Regions from separate parts of the Homo sapiens genome. Here region 2 is linked to region 1. Evidence: chromatin loops called from intact Hi-C (ENCODE). Cell type or tissue: body of pancreas. All regions are shown on one strand. Links, peaks and the distances in the headings refer to the core of each region. The heading gives the core; the rest is flanking DNA.

What was found. Hi-C counts contacts between places; a loop is a spot of excess contacts. Peaks named below come from ENCODE experiments on the same cell type or tissue, not always from the same donor. Only the 100,000 strongest peaks of a DNase experiment are listed, where the experiment ranks them.
Region 2: a loop joins it to region 1, with 5 times the contacts of the local background. A loop is called at or near these places in 1 of 110 quality-filtered maps.

The regions. Positions count from the first base shown.
Region 1 is chr9:104,380,580-104,384,983 of GRCh38, forward strand. No RefSeq gene overlaps it. Among named protein-coding and RNA genes, the nearest start is that of OR13F1, 120 kb to the right of the region's middle. In body of pancreas, for the core only: no CTCF peak of the experiment used is centred there; no DNase peak of the experiment used is centred there.
Region 2 is chr9:104,263,461-104,267,864 of GRCh38, forward strand. No RefSeq gene overlaps it. Among named protein-coding and RNA genes, the nearest start is that of SMC2, 170 kb to the left of the region's middle. In body of pancreas, for the core only: no CTCF peak of the experiment used is centred there; a DNase peak (open chromatin) is centred at 2,591.

The sequences.
Region 1 (4,404 bases), core at 250-4,249:
TACTAGAATTCAAGTATTCTTTATCACCCTCTCTTGGTGTCTGCAAGGACCAAATAGGAGCACCTTGGATTGAGCTATCAATAACTAACCTTCAGAGCGACTGCTACTATGCTTCCTTTCTTAACTGATCTTCTTTTAACTCCAATTGATTTTTCAAACTTTAGAGTGTCTGCTTGATTCCTGTTTTCTTGTACTCCCATCTTCCTTTATAACATCACAAACTTTATATTTATGCTTTGGCCCAGTGGGGTGATTTCTCAGATGAAATAACTTGTTTTCTTGATCTAGTTCTAAAATCATCACAGGAACCAGTAGCATGAAAGAGAATTGTGCAATATATTTTGAGGATCATGAATTACTCATTGGAAAGAAAATGATGGATATGTTTCTCTATTCTCTAAATATACTATGTATTTTCTCAAAATGTTTTTGAGAAACATTAGGAAGGTCTATCTCCTACAGACCATTCCCCAAACATTCAGACATAGTTGGGTGGTCCCTAGTTTATATCTTCACATATCCATTCCCACCAAATAGTACAGGACCTGCATGGAACATACCATCATCAACACTTGTCATATGAATATTAAAATTTCATCTCCTTTTATCTGAATAACAGTTATATGCATAATGTCACAGAATATTGGACTTGAAGAAGACCTTAGATACGATTCTTGCCAATTTTATGGATAAGGAAATAAAGTAAAGGAAGAAAGTACCTCACAGAAAGACCTAGAATTAATCAGCAACAGGAACTCTGATTCATTCTGGCTTTCTTTCCATGGTTCTGTCTGCCTTTTTGGATAACCTGAAGCTGGAACTGGCTAACTGATGTTGTCCTAAAGTGGGAATTTCATATTTTAGATTACATTTTTTTCTTGGCTGCCAATAGTTATCAAGGTAATAAAAATAACCTAAAAGTCAACCAGCTAGAGGACTCACAGCTGGAAATAAATATGTAAAAATCAATTATAAATTATTTACATCCTTATTTAACTTCTTTACTGCCTTTTTGATATGCAATGACAGAGACGGGTTTCTTAAACTCTCTCACTGTAATAGTAGTTTTGTTCATTTTTTCAAATTTCTAATATTTTTGTTTTACACGCTTTGGTGTTTGTTTTGTGTGTTTGTGTTTTGTTTTTTTAAAATGGAGTTTTGCTCTTTTGCCCAGGCTGGAATGTAGTGCTGTGATCTTGGCTCACTGCAACCTCTGCCATCCAGTTTCAAGAGATTCTCCTGCCTCAGCCTCCCGAGTAGCTGGGATTACAGGTGCCTGCCACCATGCCGGGCTAATTTTTGTATTTTTAGTAGAAAGGGGGTTTCACCATGTTGGCCAGGCTGGTCTTGAACTCCTGACCTCGTGATCCACCTGCCTCGGCCTCCCAAAGTGCTGGGATTACAGGCATGAGCCACCGCGCCCGGCTCTGGTGGTTTTTTTTGGTGATTATAATAAGAGGACTTCTTTAATACTATTTTGTGCTTCCCTTTTCCATGTCTCCAAATCCTACAAGTTCCTCTAGGCTTTCTTTGAAACTCCCCCATCCCACGAGACTTGAGGGTATTATACAAGTAAAATGAGCCAGACACAAAAATACTAATATTGTATGATTCCACTTATATGCAGTACATACAGTATTCAAATTCATAGTGATAAAAAATAGAAAGGTGGTTGACAGGGCCTAGAAGCAGAGAAGGCAGAAAGAAGAATAGGGTTGTTTAATGAGTGTAGCATTTTAGTTTTGCAAACTGAAAAGAGTTCTGGAGAATAGGTTACAAAACAATGTGAATATAATTAACATTACTGAACTGTACACTTAATGGTTAAAATGGTAAATTTTATGTTTTCATATTTTACTGCAATTAAAAAAAAATGCCAACAACAATTCCACATCCTAGAGTCTTTTCTAACAACTCTGGTCCTGACTACTTTCTCTTGTTTCTGGACCCCTGATACTTGCACTCTTGTTTATCACTTTGTTGCTTCATTATACACTGTCATAATCTCAGTTTGTTTCACAAAGAATGGCAGCACTAAACACAGAGTGAAAATCTCACTTCTTGTTTCTACCATAATCATAAATTGGCATTAGAGTCTCAATGGACAATTGCTGACAGAAATAGAACCAACATAACCAAAAAAATATTTTAAAATGTATAGTGTCACAAAAGAATTCATTAATTCAACTTTAAATTAATACAACCGGGCCAGTTGTCTACGGAAATGGCTGGAGCCTAATTTGTGTTTCCTGTCCTCTATTGTGTCCGATTCAATAGCACAGGGAGTGTCGGCGTCATAATATCAGCCCAGATTCAAATTAGGAAAACAGGATCCACCCTGTGTTGTCCACATATGAAGGAGTTTAAAATAGAAAATTAGGCACTTATGCTACCACTGAAAGAGCTAGGAGCGCTAAGGTCAAAGAAGCTATCACCAACAGTCTCAGCTTGATTTGCTAAATTGGATGGTTCCTATTACTCTCTAGGGAACTGCTGTGAACCTCATGTCTATTCAGGTGTCAGCCTGTGACTATTTCCAGGAAATAGTGGCTTCCTCTCATCCACTTTCCAAAACACATGTGAGTGGTTTTCATTGGCACATTTTAATTTGAACCAAATGGGGAAGAGCATTCTAGAAATTAGAATTTGCTTTGTCCTCTACTGTCATTAGAAGAGGAGATATGTGAACAGGGTGGTGATGCAAATTTGGTAATAAACAATTCAGTAAAGTCACACAGACCAAATACAATAAATAGAATACAATTTGTCCTCCGCTTTGTAGAATGCCCCACTTATACAGTCATACTTAACCCGAAGTTTTTTGCAAACAACACACAGAGGTGCCTTACCCTCCAGGGCTTCGGAAGTATCAGCTCTGTCCCCAGTTGTTGATGTAGCCACTTGGAATCCTTGGCCCAACAGTTCTTCAAATTCCCTACACTTGTTTCCAATATTGAAGATACCCAGGATTAAGACCTAAGGCTTCTAACACCCTCTCTAGTCAGTGGCACATGTCTAGGGTCTCTCAAAGATCTTAGTGAGGCAGACACACTGGAATCTTCCCCACAGTATTGTGGACATTCTGGCCTCACTTTGTGCACTGTAGTGGATTCATTGATGAACCCCAGAATTTAGGGTGGAGCCATAAGAGTACAATCCCCAAATGAATTCTGCAAGTACACGAGACACTACACACCTCCTCACAGTGACACAAACAAGCCCAACATGTGCTGAACAGCCTGAACAATTCCAAAAAAAAAGGCTACACATATCAAACTCCTATCCAGTGCCTGAGACAGACTACCTCTCCAATCAATGCTTCAGAGAGGAATTTCTCTTCTATCCAGTGCCGAGGAGGCACCAATCTCATCCCTAACAATGATGCAGAGAGACAGACGCCCCTTCCATGATGCTGAATACGCTGTGGCCTTGGCCATCCCATGCTGCAAATGTTGTCTCCTCCTCAATCTACTTTTTGAGACCCTCTCTACCCTCCCCCATTTCTAATACATTTGAACCTTTCCATTCCAGTTCTGCCTTCATTAGGGCTACAAAAACCCTCACCCCTGGCTGGCTAGTTCTCTAAATTCACCGGCCTCTCTCCTAAAGAGTTTTATTCTGTACTGTCCACAGGTTGTGTCCCACCACAACCATTTATCAGCCATTCCCCCAGCTGCAGAAACCTGGCTCTTCTCATATTCTAGGCTGCAGACAAGCCTGCCTCCCTCCAACCACACCTGCAGGCTCTCTTACCCTTGTCCATCCCCTGATGATCTCCCTCCTTCCCCAACTAGGCAGAAATTAAACAGAACTTCAAAGTACTGCATTGCCAAGAACTACAGAGGAACCTATCACTGCCATTACAGTGCTACAGACACCTCCCCTCTCCAACCAATGTGTCAAATAGACTCAGCCTCCCCCATCCATTCATCCATTAAATAGGAGCTACTCTCTTCTTGCCATCCCCCATTCATTGCTCTAAACAGTATCTTCTGAGCATACGGTATAGGAAACACCCTGGTTTTCTCAGGGCACATTGAGACACACATTGGTTTTTTCTTTTCAAGTTGTAGATGTGAGACTTAGGAAAGATCACCAGACTAATTACATAAAAGCCATTTGCAAAATCTTCATTGCCTATTAAGAACATACTAATTCAAGGATGCCCTCAATCCAGATTCTGCTTACTGTCAACCTTATCTTTTACTTTTCCCATGGAATTCTATGTGGCCGTATTAAAGTGTACTCCAAAACACATACAAAGCTAACTGTAGCTGACAGAGTTCCTTGACTGCTCAACTTGTATTCTCTTTTTTCATTACCCTTCTGTTTCTTCCTGGCCAACAGATCTCCAGGTGTGTTTAGGTGACATTATACCCAGATCTGGAGAATGGCTCATGATTG
Region 2 (4,404 bases), core at 227-4,226, 120 kb before region 1:
ATGTTTGGATATTATCTAAGCTATACTGAATTCATATGGACACCAAGGTGGTCATATGAGGGTAGAGTTCACTGACCCCCATATTTCACATCTTCCATCTATTTTCTTAACAATATATCTTGACACCATTTATGATGATGCAGAGGTGTAGCCTGATTGAAATGTGGATCCATGCTTGGTTTGAAGTCGCTGTTAGTACACTCTGAGCAAGTGTGATAAATAGGTTTTGTCTTTCCTTAGGTGCCTCTCCATGTAAATTGATGACTGCTGCCCAGGGGAATGATCTGGGCCTGAAAACACGAAGAGAGATTAGTTTAAGTGTGACAAGGCCATAATCTGTAACAAGGAATGTCTATCATAGTCACAAAAGAGAACCACAGTGCCAGGAAGACCCTCTCTGCTTGGAAAAGGTCTCCTGCTCTGTGGCTGACAGCTCAGGTCTCCTTAGCTCAACTCCACTTGTTCCCTCCAAAAAACTCTTTTTTATTCAAATTTGACAAAATAATTACTGTTACCATTTGGCTTTGAATGACTCAATTATGGCTGCAGTCACTTGGTTTAGTAATTACTAAAATTATGGTTTGGGCTTAAAGCCGGTTTTGTCTTTTCTCTCTTCCCCATGGAAGCAGGGAGAGGCACTTTTATAGGGAAATAGATCGTCATTCAGAAGCCAGGTTGTAACAATTCATTTTAAATGACCTCAGTCTATGGGAAGATAAAACTGAACAGCCTGGCTGAGAATAGGGTTACATTTTTTTCTTGCTCTTTAAGAAACCTGGCACCCTGAAACTGTATGCTTGATTTTCATGGATAATACCAGTCTCTGTGAAGAAGCAAAAATTCTATTTTTCCATTTTGCTCTTGCTCTTATGCTAACCATGTTAGAATTTGTTATTCACTGGCTGTTATTTAATCTATGGTGTTTTGGTTTAACTAAAGCAAACATTCTGGGTTCTTAACAGGCTCCTAGGTTGGTTTTGGAGAGAACAAACCTTGGGAGGCATGCAGATTTTAGAAATTTTGAGGGCATAGTTTTATGTGGTTTGGAAGCTTTATCAGAGTTTTATTGACGAGTTTGCTGAGTATATGATAGATAATGTTTTGTCATGTAAAGAACACTCACAAGTTTCAAATTCTTGCTGTCATTTTTATTGTATGCAACCTTGGTTACATCACTGTATTTTAATAACATTGGTTTCTTTATCTCTAAATGGGAACTGATCCAAGATATTTCCCTCATGGAGTGTTTGCAAGACTCTGATGAAGTACCAAAAAAGTTAATTAATTAAATGAAATAAGCAAAAAACAAATGCAATAAATAGAAAACAGTTAAAAATATAACTATTAATCCAACTATATCAATAATTGCTTTAAATGTGAAGGGTCTAAAAACACCAATAAAAGACAGAGACTATCAGAGTAGTCTACATTCCACAAGAAACCCATTTTAAGTATAAAGATTTAGATTAAAAGTAAAAGGATGGAGAATGATATACCATGCTAACACTAATAAAAAGATAGCTGAAGTAGCTATATTAAATTTAAACAATGCAGATTACAGAACAAGAAAAATTATCAGAGATAAACAGGGATATTATATAATGATAAAGGGGTAAATTCTTCAATAAGACATGCATTTAACAACAGAGCATCAAACTACGTAAAGTAAAAACACATAGAACTGCAAGGAGAAAAAGAAAAATGCACTATTATAGTTGGAAACTTCAATACCACTCTTCTTTCAGTAATTGATAGATCAGGCAGGCAGAAAATCAGTAAGGTTATGGCTGACCTAAGCCACACTATCAATCAACTTGATCTAATTGATATTTATAGATGCTTCATCCAACAACAGCAGATTGTACATGCTTCTCAAGCTCACATGGAACATTCAACAAGATAAACCATACTCTGACCCATAAAACACACCTTAACAAATTTAAAAGTATAGAGATCAAAGAATGTATGCAATTGAACTAGAAATCAATAACAATAAGATAACTGGAAAATCCCTAAATATGTGGAAAATGAGAAATCACAAGGAACATAGAACAGGAACAAAGCATTCACCCAGGAAGTTGCAGTCCCTGTTTTCTTTTGTGTGTTGGTAAAGGGGGTACCTTGGTGAGAGAAGCCATAGTCTGTTGTTAGACAAAAAGAGGAAAATACCATGTTTGGGTTGAAGTTTCATTACTCTCCCTGAGAATTAAGTTAGTAAGAATTTTCTTGTATTCTTTTGCAGAAACTGACTTTGTCCACGAATATAGTTAATCCTTATTATTTGTAGATTCTGTATTTACAAATTTGTCCACATCCCAGAATTTATTTGTAGCCTCCAAATCAATGATTGTGACATTTTCATGGTCATCTATGGACATGTGCAGAGTGGCAAAAAATTTGACTCACCAGGGTACATATTCGCAGCTGAAATAGAACAAGGTGACATTCTGCCTTCTTGTTTCAGCTCTCATACTGTAAATAAGTGTCCTGTCCATGGTCTATTCATGTAGTGTGACAGGTCCCCCACCAGGCCATTTAAAGGCATATGTCTGCTGTCTTATCCCTGAAGGCTGAACAGTGAGCCACGACCGTGGTGCCCAGCCAAGAAGCAGGTGTTTCTGAGAACCCAGCATCCCAGAGAATATCTGAGAATATATCAATCTCCTCACTCAAACACAGCAGGCAAAGAGCCAGAAAATGAGCTTGAAAGCAGTTTAGAGATGGGTGGTGCTACAGATCTCTAGAGCTGTCCTGCCACCATCCAGGAGTGCCCTGTATGTAAGTCCTGTTAAACTCATCTACTCATCAAGCTGGACTTATCCAACTCACTCTGTGGTCTCTCAGCAACTTTCAAGTTTGGAGGGAGGAGAGGAAGTTGAGTCCCATGTTTTTCTCATAACAAGTTAGTGCCACGTTTTTTGCATTTTTATGATTTTTTGTTAAAGATTTTGCTGTTTCAAATGGCCTCCAAATATAGTTCTGAAATGTTGTCTGTTTTTCCTAAATGCAAGAGAAATCATACATAATGTGCCTTCAGAGAAAACACATGTGTTTGATGAAGTTACTTCAGGCATAGGTTATAGTGCTGCTGGCTGTTAGTTCAATATTAATGAATCAACAACATATATAAGACATAATTTCTTCAAACAGACACAGATAAAACAAGGTATATATTGTTCTATTGAAGAAAATGTTACCAGAGACCCAAGGGAACCCAACCCCATATTTCCCCTAGGAGCAGTGGTTCAGTAGTTACTTAATTCGGTGTTTGTGATGACATTATAGAACACAATTACCATGAATAATAAGAACCGACTGAAAGAATAGTTGTTGATGCCTACTACGTAGCAGACATGGACTTTGTGCTACTTATAGAAAAATTATTAAACAAGTACATATGAGGCCTTCCTACATGCCTGACTTACTCTAAGCAATGGGGACACAGTGGTATATAAACCAGACTCTACCCTTCTTTCTCACGAAGCTTATATTCTAATAAAGGCAGAGAAAAAAACAGACACATAGTTGGTGGTAAGTGCTAGGAAGGACCTTCCATATTCTAGTACGTATGAAGTAAATAAAATATGGAGAAGTTAACTAAGTTGCCTACGAAAAACAAATACAAATGAAAGATGTCAAAATTCAAGCTTAGATTTTCTGGCTTCAAAGCTCATGCTCTTTCAACTATTTTGCACTTGATCATTCCCATGAATTCACGTACCAGAGCTTTGTGGTAGGAGAACTGCTCAAGCTCCAGTAGGGAAAACGATCTCAAAACACAGTAATTTTATGCTTTAGAATAGTAGTTTTCAACTGGGGGGCAATTCTTTCCTGCCAGGACATTTGACAATCTCTGAAGATATTTTTTGTTGTCATACTGGGGTAGAGGAAGTACTAATGACATCTAGTGGGTAGATAATAGGGATGGTACTTAACAATCTATTGTACATAGAAAATAATAATCTGGCCTTAATAGTGCTCAGGTGGGGAAACTCTGCTCTAAAGCCACATGACTTTAAAAAAGCCAGAAGAGCCAGACTTCCAAGTATCTAGCTAAGGACTCAAGTGGAATAATGAAGAATCTGATCTCTGGCTATCACTGATTAGATTGCTTGTTAAGCATCATCTTGTCATTGTTATCTTAAGATCTTCCTAAGCCACTGGAAATATCTCACTTTGGATGCCAGTGTATCCCTCTCCCAACAGCCCATTCCCTTCTAAGCTGGTTCATAGTTTGGGGAACTTAGGAACTGAGGAAGTAAAAATAAGAAAAGGAAAGGAAGAATGTGTTGAAGGGGAAAAAAATGAAGAGACAGACTGAAATATAAGCATCTCAAAGAGAAACTTGGCCAACAGGTATATGAAAAAATTCTCAACATCACTAATCCTCAAGGAAATGCAAAT